Regions from separate parts of the Mus musculus genome. Here region 2 is linked to region 1. The links are chromatin contacts, found by Hi-C in ENCODE. All regions are on one chromosome and are shown on one strand. The core of a region is the stretch at or near the end of the contact, and the rest is flanking DNA. Distances in the headings are between cores, read along the strand shown. Region 1 holds the start of 1700031P21Rik (RIKEN cDNA 1700031P21 gene). Region 2 holds the start of Strn3 (striatin, calmodulin binding protein 3).

What was found. A loop is a pair of places that touch in the nucleus more often than their neighbours do.
Region 2: a map of T-helper 2 cell shows a loop between it and region 1 (4-fold over the local background). The contact joins the promoter of Strn3 here to the promoter of 1700031P21Rik in region 1. A Hi-C loop is called at or near these places in 3 of 37 maps with a recorded cell type or tissue (T-helper 1 cell, T-helper 2 cell and v-Abl transformed pro-B cells).

The regions. Positions count from the first base shown.
Region 1 is chr12:52,599,327-52,605,248 of GRCm38, forward strand. 1700031P21Rik (RIKEN cDNA 1700031P21 gene) reads right to left here and starts at 2,996. Exons shown (of 3, transcript NR_045910.1): 1 at 2,854-2,996; 2 at 2,664-2,729; 3 at 658-752. It overlaps Gm35239 (a long non-coding RNA gene), which reads left to right and starts at 3,627. Exons shown (of 7, transcript XR_001780617.2): 1 at 3,627-5,738. Gm23296 (a small nuclear RNA gene) reads right to left here and starts at 5,265; the gene lies at 5,159-5,265. LOC115488100 (a small nuclear RNA gene) reads left to right here and starts at 4,462; the gene lies at 4,462-4,568.
Region 2 is chr12:51,688,525-51,694,700 of GRCm38, forward strand. It overlaps Strn3 (striatin, calmodulin binding protein 3), which reads right to left and starts at 3,390. Exons shown (of 18, transcript NM_052973.2): 1 at 2,898-3,390. The coding sequence starts at 3,179. It overlaps Ap4s1 (adaptor-related protein complex AP-4, sigma 1), which reads left to right and starts at 2,442. Exons shown (of 6, transcript NM_021710.4): 1 at 2,442-2,790.

The DNA.
Region 1 (5,922 bases), core at 1,746-4,245:
AATTCTGGGTTGAAAATCTTGAAGGTGTGTTGGTGTCTCCATCCCTCCACTGAAAGCCCTGTCTGACTACTAGAGGTAGTCTCTTCAGGTTCTATCTCCCCACTGTTGGGCATTTTGTTTAAGATCACCCACATTGAATCCTGGGAGCTTTAAACACTTCTTAATTGCATTTATTTATGTAGGATAGGTAGGATTTATGTATGTAGGATTTGGGGAATACCTGTGCCTTGTGTGAAAGTCAGAAATTGATTCTCTCCTCCCACCTTGTAGGTCTCAGAGAGAGCTCAGGTTGTCAGGCTCAGTGGCAAGTAAGCACCTTTACTTGCTGAGTCATCTCACTGGCACATGTGCATAGACTTTCATGAATAGACTCATGACACAAACCTCTCCCAGTTGTCTTCTTTTGTGTACCACACCTGTGAAACACATTCATTCTGTGCACATCAGCAACAGGCTTCTTCTTATGGCTGAATAGCATTCCATTGTATCCGTATGTCACAATCCATCTTTCCCCACATTATACAAATCTATGGATTTAAGTCTTAATTTCTCCTGTATAAATAGAAATTAGAAACTGGTGGGTCCCAATATGTTTCCCTCTGTAAGACTTCCCACTTTTTTTATTGCTGTGATAAAATACTCTGGCAAAAGTAATTTCAAGAGTCATTTATGTACACTTATAGTTCAAGGTACAGTTGATCATGGAAAGAAGTCTGGGCAACAGAAACTTGAAGTAGCTGGTCACATGACATCTACAATGAGGGGAGAGGGTGAGTGTTGGCTTGCAAGCGGTCAGTTCACATCAATATATATCACAACTAATATCAAGCTAATCCCACACAGGAACGTCAGATGTCCACCTTCCAGTGACTCCTGACTATGCCAAGGTGATAATTAGCATGAATCTTTGCACAGGAAAAGCTAAAGAGTTCTTCAAAAATGTATCAGCTCTCCTCTCTCCCTCCCTGACAGTGTCTACCCATCACCTAAGAGTGCTAGATGCTCTGCAGAGTCGCCTGATTTTGTTTATTCTTGAGTTTTGTCATTTTAGTACTGTGAGATGGTATTTAGCAGACATGAGCAATTTTCTGAGGATTAGCCTGTTGAATTTGTTTCCATTTTCAGGGGAGGCATTTATATATCTTTTTCTATTTTCCCTTTTTGTTTCATTGTGCTTTTCATTTGTTATACTTTTGCTAAATATTTGTCTAAACCTTTTGCCCATTTAGATTTATTTTCTCTTATGGGTATGAGTGTTTTGCCTGTATGTATGTCTGCCTGTGTTCCACAATGTGCCTGGTGCCTTCAGAAATTAGAAGAGGAGGTCAACTGCCTGGAACCGGGGTTTCAGATAACCATCTGTGAGCCATCAGGTGTTTGCTATGAATGAGCCTGGGTCCTCTGGAAAAGCAACCAGTGCTCTTAACTGCTGAGCCTTTTTTCCAGCCCCATCTTAATTTATTCTTGATACATTTCTGATGATGGGTTCTGATTATTCTCTTGAGATTTGTCTTGTATTACAGTTTGACTCTCTGTTGAACAGTTTGACTCTGTTTATGATAAAGACCAGTTTGACAAGTTTTTCAGAGATTCTACTTTCTGTATTCTATCTTAGAACTCTTTGTTCACCCTAAGGTTGCAAAAAATACTTTCCTATGTTTTCTTCTATAATCTCTATCTCAAGTTAATTTTTCACTTGAAAGAAAAGAAAACTAAATCTTACCCACATACTTTGGAGTCCTCAGAAGTACTGAAAATCAGTGAGATTGGTAAAGGCGCTTGCTATCCAGCCCAATGAATGAGGGTTTTATCCCTAGAACCTACTTGGTGGAAGGAGAAATCTAACTCCTGGCAAATTGTCCTCTGACCACAACACACATGCAAAGGAAATAAATAAACAATGCAATAAAAATATTAAAAGAAGTACTAAAACCCATTTAACCTCATGGGGATGTTGAGATAAAAATCATTAAATTAATGCTTGTTTACTGACCTAAACCTGAAGTTGGCTTGATTAAGCATTCATTCAGACATCTGAATGTTAGTTTATGGAAACAAAGGGAGGGGGAGGGGGAGAGGTGAGGTGAGAGGGAGGGACTGTGAGGAGAGGGAGGGAGGGAGGGTCTCAGAGGAGAGGAGAAAGGGGAAGTTGCAATCTAGATGGAAAGTAAATAAATACAAAATTATCATAAAAGGCAGGCTAATAGAAAGTTACACCAAAGCATTTTTAAAAAGCATCTAATTGGAAATTTTAATTCAATAGACCTGTCATTTTCACTCCTGTTTTTCCTGGGGGAAGAACAGTGTTTTATTACTTTTCAAAAGTTGTTAGAAAACAACCAACTTTCTTTTTTTTTTTTTTTGAGACAGGGTTTCTTTGAATAGCCCTGGTTGTCTTGGAACCCACTCTGTAGACCAGTCTGGCCTCGAACTCAGAAATTCGCCTGCCTCTGCCTCCCGAATGCTGGTATTAAAGGTGTGCGCCACCACCGCCCGGCTCTGCGTGACTTCATAACCCTTCTTTTTCTGCATATCAGAAAACCGGTGCCAATTAAACAAGTTTTAAAATTATTTTCTCATGCCAAGTTGGAGGAAAGATGGGAGGACGAGGAGAAGGGAAAAAAAAAAAAAAGAAACTCTAGTTAAATTAAGTAGTAACTTGCCTTGTCCTTCGGTAGTTCGTTTGTTAATGAATTGAGACAGTTTGTATAGGTGTTGTACAGGACTATCTTCTGAAACAAACAAAATCTATCTTACCACATTCTGTAATGTCTACTGGCAAAAGATCATCTCAGCTGGGCTTGTTGACCCACACCTGCTCATAAAGGGGCAGGGAGGTCAGGCGACCCTTACCTGAGTATCCACCCTACCTACTGTAGTACGCAATTTTATCCATAACTAGAAGTGGCCTCGCTGAGGGGAGGGGTAGAGTCTGTAACCTAGGAAGACTAAGGGAGTGGGGTGGCTGGGTGGAGAAGTCTTCATCCCGACTGGGTAAAGGCTTTCTAGGCGTAACTTGGGGGGATGAACACCCTGGCTCTGTGAGCAACTCCTCCTTTACGTCATAGAAGGAAGCTCAACTCACCATTCCCTCCGCAGAGTGTCCTTTGGAGGACTCTTCTGTTTGCTGCTGGAACAAGGATAGGCCTTGTCTGTCTGCTCAAGAGAAGGAATTTTAGCTGACTAGCCTAGGCTGGGCTTGTATTCACTATGTAGGGAAATCTGCCCTTGAACTTCTAGTTCTTCTCTGTTTCCCACCCAAGTACTGGGATTACAGGCAGGTGCCACACCACAGCCGACTAATGGTGATAATTATAAGCACACAGGAAAACCTTTGCCCAGACTTCATTCTGAGAAATACTGAAACCACACCAAACTAGCAGTTTCTGACCTTTGTCCCTCATTTTACAGCCCACAAAGCTATGACTTGAACAGCTAAGACTTCGCTGTTATTTAAAATTACAACAAATATTTCCTCCAAGTAGGTATGTTTTACACATTTGTATCATAACAGGGCTAACATGTCATTTAATATACAGGAAAAGGAACGGAAGTACAAGAGTGACTCTGCTATTATTCTACTCCAAAGTGAGCAGTGTAAATCCTTAAATTTCCCTCTCAGGCCAAGTAGGTGGGCTTCCGCCCTTGCATCTGTGTTCCGGATGTTTGGTTACCAGGCAACGTCTAGCGCCTGCCAGACACCTGTGAAGGGGTGCGGCCCCTGGTCCCCGAGCCTCGGTCCTGGACCTAATCGGCGCCTGCGCAAAATGTGCACAGGCAGGCGTTACCTGCGACCGGCCACCCGCAGAGAGTGGACGGGCGTGGCCGCCCAGTCAAACTCGCGGGTCCAGGCCGGGCAGCGCCTGCTGGGAACAGACTGTACCCCAGGCTCTAGAGGACCTCCCCAAGCTTTTGCTGCGTTCCTAGAGTATGGTGCCCATAGTTCTGGGACCGAGTAGGCTATGCTGGGGAGGGGTCACCTGGCGGGTTGGGCATACTTCAACAGGCATTGGACTAGTGGAACATAGGTAACAAGTGTCCTGTTTTAGTGTGTGGGGGGAGTAGGTGATCGAGTCAGGGCCCTGGTCACTTAGCTGCCACACATTTCTCAAGCTCCCACACAGACGTAGGAGAACAGCGAGCCTCCCAGCGTGCCGGATAGCGGACTGCTTAGAGAACTCACTCCCCTCCCCAGGCCTCTAGAGGAAGGCTCTTACCCAACATGCACCAGGAGCTAATTTGCATAACCCCAAGGTAAACCACACGGACCCACGCCGCCAGCGTGATCCCCACTAAGCAGCAGGGGTTCATGAGCATAGCTACACAGTTTCACTGAAAAAACTTTTTCTTTGTTCCCGGGTTTACTGGGAGGCTAGGAGAAAAACGCGGGTCAAAGTCACCCTAACTTAAAAAGTCAGGAATTCTTCGTCCTTATATAGTCCACGGCTAGACACTACGATCGTGCTCGCTTCGGCAGCACATATACTAAAATTGGAACGATACAGAGAAGATTAGCATGGCCCCTGCGCAAGGATGACACGCAAATTCGTGAAGCGTTCCATATTTTGGCTCTGCTTACTATGAACAGGTCATTGGACCAAATTCCAAACAATAACTTTTGACTTCTCCCTCACAGCGTCTCCAAGTCAACCCAGCGCGTCATTCTTAAATCCTATCCTAGCTTTTTACTACTGTATCTGGCCCCTAGTGCTTGTTTTCATCAACTAAAATCTGCTGTTATTAAATTTGGGGAATGCATCATTGGCCAGTGTTTCTTCCAGGCTACATGCAGAGGGGCGCCTAGTGAGACAGATCCTAATGGCAGGCTGTTTTTTAGCTGTTACACACACTCGGGTCTACAAGCCGGAAGAGAATGAACTAGCGACGCTCCTGCTGTTTCCCTATTAGGGCTCATCAATTCATCAATGTAAATTAAAAAAAAAAAAGATTAATAAAGAAATTCATAAACTAAAAAGTCTTCTAAGAGAAAAATGTCATTATTCCCGGGGTGCTTGGGGTTTAGTATTACCTACCTGTTACCGCGAAACTCCATCTTATAAAGATATATACAAAGTTGCCAGCATTGTAAACTAGAATCTCAGTTTACACCCAATGTACTTTATTTAACACTACAGAGAGATAACAAAAATCGAGGTTGCAAAATATGGAACGCTTCACGAATTTGCGTGTCATCCTTGCGCAGGGGCCATGCTAATCTTCTCTGTATCGTTCCAATTTTAGTATATGTGCTGCCGAAGCGAGCACGATCTTAAGGCCTAACCGTGGACTATATAAGGACTCAGAAAATCAGATTCTTTAACTTAGGGTGATTTTAGTGCTTACGATCCTCGAACTCCTCCGTGCACCCTAAAACGAAGGAGAAATTTTTCAGCAGAACTGTGTGGCTAGACTCTTGAAATCCCCCTGCTGCTGAGGGAATTGCGCAGGCAGCGTGGGTCCGTGTGGTTTACCACGGGGGGGGGTATGCAAATTAGAGCCCGGTGCATGTCGGGTAATAGTCTTCCTCTGGAGGCCTAGGGAAGGTGGTGAGTTCGTGGCTCTCTCCCCGCGCGGCATGCCGGGACTGCGGGCGGTGAAGCCTCAACTTCTGTGAGCCGGCAGACTCCGTACCGCACAGCTCTAGACTAGTTGGTTTCACCACTTAAACGTTCTAGGGATAAGCACATTGGAAACAGAAAGTAGGGAACAAACAAAAGTCCCTAACTACCCTACCATTAGTAAGTCCTTTACTATATCTTACATTACAGCAAGTCCTTTCTATATCGCTTAATACTCAGCTCGCTCTCAAATTTACTTGATTTCAAAGATGCCATCTTAGAAATTGTCATAACATAAAGGGCTATACTTAATCTCACATCTTATTTAATGGCGGTATGCTTTGACTTCTATTTTCCAACGATC
Region 2 (6,176 bases), core at 2,140-4,639, 910 kb before region 1:
TTTTAAAATATACAGCACATACAAGAACATATAAACAATCCAGTCGTGAACATTTTATTCCAAAAGTATCAGTATAAAATAATGCGAATGTCTCTGGATAAAATAGAACCAGAGAACATCATATAACATTCTTTAAACAGAGTAAACAAGCTGGAGAAATGGCACATCTTCCAGGGTACCTTAGTCCCAGTCCCAGCCCCCACAGCAGGGAGGCTCACAACACCTGCAACTCCAGCTCCAGAGGAACCCACCATCTGGCCTTTGAGGACCTGACCTCATGTGCACATGCACATATACACACATAATGAAACATAATAAAAAGGTTTAAAAGGAGGGGAAAAGCAAGTAAATAAAGACTATCAATCTGAAAGAAACCAAGCTACAGAATCCTTAAAAATCCTTTTCTGTTGCTGTTAAGTAAGATCAGGAACAATGAAAAAGAAAACCATGTATTTCAGTAATGTAAAACTTGTTGCCAGGCGTGGTGGCGCATGTCTTTAATCCCAGCACTTGGGAGGCAGAGGCAGGTGGATTTCTGAGTTCAAGGCCAGCCTGGTCTACAAAGTGAGTTCCAGGACAGCCAGGGCTACACAGAGAAACCCTGTCTCAAAAAAACAAAAAAAAAACAAAACAAAAACAAAAAAAAAGACGTAACAACAACAACAACAAAAAACTTAATTTGGATACAAGATGCTTTCTTAGCTAGTTACATTAATCATGCCTGAGTGACAAATTCAAGTGCTAATTTGAAAATCAAAACAACAGTACAAGGATCAAATACTATATATGGACCTGGTGGTTTATCAATTCAGCAAAAGCCTCAATGTAATTTTTAACAGATTACCTTCTCTCTATCCACATGGAAAAGTCGGCATCAACATACTAGAAAGATGTATGCCCACAAAACTCTAAATCCAACAATAGTAGACTCTAGAAATTTAAAAGAAACCACAGCAATTTTGACATAAGTTTTTTTGAAAGTAGTAATCTCTAAAACACAAATGTATTTTTTAAGCACAATTTTAAGATTACGGAATGAACTAAAGGTGTCATATAAAATAAGTAGGATTTTGTTGTTGTAAAATTTAACTTCACCCACTTTGTGGAGTTAAATAAAAGTTTACTGGCTTGCCAGGTGAGGTGGTACAAGACTTTATAATTCCAGCACTTCAAGAGGTAGCATGTGGACCTCTAAGAGGTCTAAACCAACCTGTTCTACATAGTGAGTTTTCAGATCACCCAAGACAACAGAGACCGTCTCAAAAGCAACCACAATACTAGATGGTGAGGGCACACACCTTTGATCCCAGCAGAGGCAGATGGATCTCTGAGTTGCAGGCCAGCCCGATCTACAGAATTACTTCCAGGACAGCCAGAGGTACACAGAGAAAAAAGCCAGTTTCAAAAACACAAAACAATAACAAAAGCCCATAACCAAAAAAGTTTACTGGTCCAATCAATTGCTTTGCAATGCTTTTGACAATGAAACAACCTTATTTCTAATTTTCTTTTACTTTTTTGTTTGTTTAAGATAGACTCTTATGTAACTGCAATTGTCCTGGAACTCTATATAAATCAGCCTGGCCTGAACTCATGGATATTAAACATCTCCCTCCTGAGCACTGAGATTAAAGACTTATGCCTCTACACCTGGGTATTTTTAATTTTTGAATAAAATTGTTTATAGTTTGTAAATAATCAGGTCAGAAATAAATTAATCAATGTAATTAAAAAGTTTACTATTCGACACCAAACTGAAGACTCATATTTATTTGAGGATACCTTTTCTACATTCATTAATCACGCTGTTGTTTCAACATTATTTCTCACCAAAGTTATTGTGTGTGTGTGTGTATAATAACGAACAATATTGCTTATGTCGAAATTTATAAGTCTGAAAAACAGGTGCAACGCTTAATTAGATACACGCTTTTTTTCTTCTAAGCTTAAATTAAACCCTGGAAAGGAACTTAAAACTAAACGCAGTCATCCTCCAGCTTGAATAATCCTTTCAAACAGATGCAGCAATTTTAAAAATTCAAGGCATGAACCCGCAACTGTCACCTTCCAAAAGTTAGGATAACCCAAGTCTGTCAGAGGATCACATTAAGTGGACATTTAACTCCGTTTTAGCTTGTACTAAGCGATAAGTACGGTCTACTTCAAATTAAGACCAATTCTTTCCGCAGACATTTCCTAAATACTGTACTGACAGCCCAGCTTTGCTTTGCATCAGTAAAAACATGAATATAGTAGGGAACTCTAGAGAAGCCGACTCAAGAGAGAAATATTCAGTTAAAGTGTTGATGAATCAGTAAGCGCTAAAGGAAATCCAAGTGAGTAGAGCGGCATCGCAGGTACTTAAAGGAGTTGAGGATGGGAAGGCAAACTTGTCCGGCCGGCCGCGAGCCATTGTGCGCGGCGGTAGCCCGAAGCGGCGTGGCTGTCAAGGGGCAAGTGCGTACCGAGGCGCGGGGGAGGGGGCAGGACGCCACATCGGAAGGGGGTGCAGGAGCCAGGAGGCAAAGACGCTCATCCCAGGCCCTCTCCGCGTGGCCTCACCCTCAAGGGGACCCACAAGCGCAAACTCAGTGCCTAGCGGGCCCACGCCAGACTCTCGCCCAGAGGCGCTGGGCCCAAACCCCGGAGGCCCAGGAGAGGTGGCTCCGGAGGAGCCCTGCGGACGCCATGCTAAAAGCCAAAATGGCTGCCCCAAGGATGCCCGCAGCGCGCCGCCCGTGAGGAGGGAGCCGGGCGCGCCGTCACCGCTCGCCGGCCGGAGCGGCTCAGGTAGGTCCCCTCCGCCCTTGAGGGCACGGGCCTCAGCCCCGGCCCCACCCCCGCGGCCCGTGGCCCCGGCCCCAGCTCGCAGTCGAGAGGGGTGACGGGTGACGTACCTGCAGCTCGGCCCGCTCCACCTCCCAGTGCGCCCGCTCCATCTCGAAGCGAGCCCACTCGTGCTGGATGTAGTGTAGGATCCCCGGGATCGTGTACTGTTGCGGCCGGGACAGCTCCGGGCCTGCCGGGGGCCCCGCCGCCTCGGCGGCCGGAGGACCCCCGCCGCCCGGCGCTCCGTTCGCTCCCGGCGGCAGGCTCAGGTTCCCCCCGGGTCCCTGCTGCGGCCGGGGAGGGGCTGCCATCCCCTGGCCGCCGCCGCCGCCTCCGGCCAGCTCGTCCATTGTGTGTGGGGCCCCGGCCGGGGCGCAGTGCCAGACGCCGACAGCTGCGGGGAGGGCCGGGACGGTGGCCCCGCGCCGACCGCAGGGCGGGGGGCCGGCCGGGAGACGGCCGGGGAGGGGGTCGTTGCCGTGTGCTTGCCGCGGATCAGAGCAGGGAGCTGCCGGCCGCCGCCATTACGGTACCTCCTCCATCTGCCCGTCTCACTCACTCACTTTGGGGGAGAGGGGGGCCGCGGCGGGAGGAGGAGGAGGGACGGAGGAGGAGGAGGAGGGACGGAGGGCCGCCGCTCGCGCACGGCACGCTGGGTAGAGAACGCCGCTGCAAGCCGCACTCCGGAGAGCCAAAAAGAGTCCGGCCTCACCCCACGCAGGCGCACTGAGGATGGACCGCTCTTCGGGAGGCGGGGAAAGGCCTGGGCCCCGCCCCAACTCGGGCGCCGGGCCCCAGCTTTTCTACGCCTGTGGAATCTGGATGCTGCCTTGACTTTGGGGAAGCGCGTGGGCGTCGGGCTTCCGGGTCGTTTTCCTCACGCACGTATCCTTAGGGGCAGCGTGGGTCTCAGCTGAGGGCCTGGGCTCTGGAGCTGCGTGCAAGGCGTCCTCCGTACTGCCCTGGAATTCCTGACGTTTCTCTAGAATTCCTGGCGTGTTTTGCTCAGTCCCAGAGGGTCGGGCCTCTTTTCTGCCTGTCACTCACTTGACCTCTGGTTTCGTGGCACCAGTCAGTCTGCAGGATTCTGGAGACGTCTACGTTTGGCAAATAGCCCAGATTCTTCCGGACTTTCTCACTGGCTCCTGGGCTTCGTCGCAACCTGCTTCTTTGGTCCCACTTCGGTGCTCCTGGCCGCCCGTTGTAACTTCTTAAGTCTTTATTATTCTGAGATTCTCTGTGTTTGAGCTATTGCTTTTTTTTTTTTTTTTTTTTTTTTTTTTTTTTTTTTCCTGAAGAAGTTGTGATATCTTGAATTCTTGAGAATAGTGGGTTGGATGGCAAACGATAACTTTCAAAGAGACTGATGTTTAGAAGTCAATGAACGCAGATATTGTCATTAGTGGCAGAAATTTTGATCGAAACAAAATGAAAGTATTGTAAATAGAACTTAAGATGAACTAAATCAACACAACGATATCTTTCTTCATCATTAAATGGTTTTAGAATGAAATACTACATACACAAAGGGTCAGTTTTTAGGTGCTATAGTGTGCATTTTTCTGTAAGTTCTTTTTTTGGTTTTTTCGAGACAGGGTTTCTCTGTATAGCCCTGGCTGAACTGGAACTCACTTTGTAGACCAGGCTGGCCTCGAACTCAGAAATCCGCCTGCCTCTGCCACCCGAGTGCTGGGATGAGAGGCGTGCCACCACGCCCGGCTTTCTGTAAGTTGAGGTAACAGCCTGGCTACCGGGCTTGGTGAACCATGTCTTTAATCCCAGCACTCGGGAGGCAGAGGTAGACAACCTGATCTCTGGGTTTCGTTTCAGACCAGCTTGGTCTGCAGAGTTCCCAGACAGCCAGGACAACAGAGAAACCCTGTCTGGAAAAGCCAAAAAAGGAAAGAAGAAGAAGGAAAAAAAAAACAAAAAACCTAATAACCTATGTAACAGCAAATGAAAAGAAAAATACACAGTACTTACAGCTATACAAGAAATAGTATATAAAATTGGTTATGTTTTTAAACTTTTATTTTCACTCTGAAAGCCTATTCAAATTTTCACATTGGAGCATATAAGTGACTTCATATAACTTCAGAGAGAAAAAGAAATACATTTTATTTTGTCATGTCTGCTGTGTTATAAAGAACTAATTCGATCTGTTACACTTATTACCATATTTATGAAATGTAGTCTTTAGTAAATGAAGAAATGAGGCTGGAGAGATGGCTCAGCAGTTAAGAGCACTGACTGCTCTCCTAGGCGTCCTGAGTTCAGTTCCCAGCGACCACAGTGACTCACAGCCATCTGAAATGGGATACAGTGCTCTCTTCTGGTGTGTCTGAGAGAGCAACAGTGTACTCACATAAGTAAATACATCTTTTTTTTTATATGAAGAAATAGTACTGTTATCTAAGAGTTATTGACAATCAGCATACAGCTGGCTCAAGCAGTCCCATTCCTTAAGAAAGAACACATAAAAAGCTCAGAAAAACTTACATCCTGGGTACCTATTTTATGAACACAAGGAAGCTTTTAGGGATCTGAAGCCCACATGGCTGGTGATTATGTCAAAAGAGCAAGTTGCACATTTATATTTCTCATTTCACACTTCAGCTCACAGGAAGGTTGCCCCCCACCTACCCTGCAAAAAGATAACTGTTGTTCTTCTATTGTCTGTCTTAAGTGGAGACAGGCAGATCTTTGAGTTTGAGGCCAGCCTGGTCTACAAAGCCAGTTCCAGAATAGCCAGGACTGTTACACAAGGAAACCCTGTCTCAACAAAGAAACAGAAACAAATAGCAAAGTTTTCTGCTCTGCTGAGATGATGTTTTACACTGTTAACATTGTGCTTCCTGCCCACTGCTCCTGAGAACACTGGAATGAGTCTCTAGAACTTTTAGATAACAAATTCTCCCAGTTACACTCTAACAGTTCAGCTTGCCTAACTGGAATTCTCTCTCTGACCCCTTGCTGAGTCATTTCCTCTCTTCAGTCCCCTTTGAAACTTCCTATTTATCCTGTCCTCTCACCTGTCACTCCTCCCTGCTCCTGCCTAGATTCTCCTTCTTTCAGAATGATTTGGGGTAGGTGGAGGGTAAAATGGTGTGCTGCCCTTGAGTGTGAGATTCTCCTGTTTCTGCCACCCAAGTGCTGGGATTGCAAATGGACTTCAGCTTGCTCAGTTCATGATGATCTTCATGAAAGTCTATGTATGGCTGCTCGGTACTTTCTGCACTGGGGAGGCTGAGCCAGAATTATTGCTGAGAGTCTGAACCCTGAGTCATGTGAAGAATTCTAGGCTAGACTAAAGTACACAGTGAGACCTTGTTTTGTTGTTGTTTGGT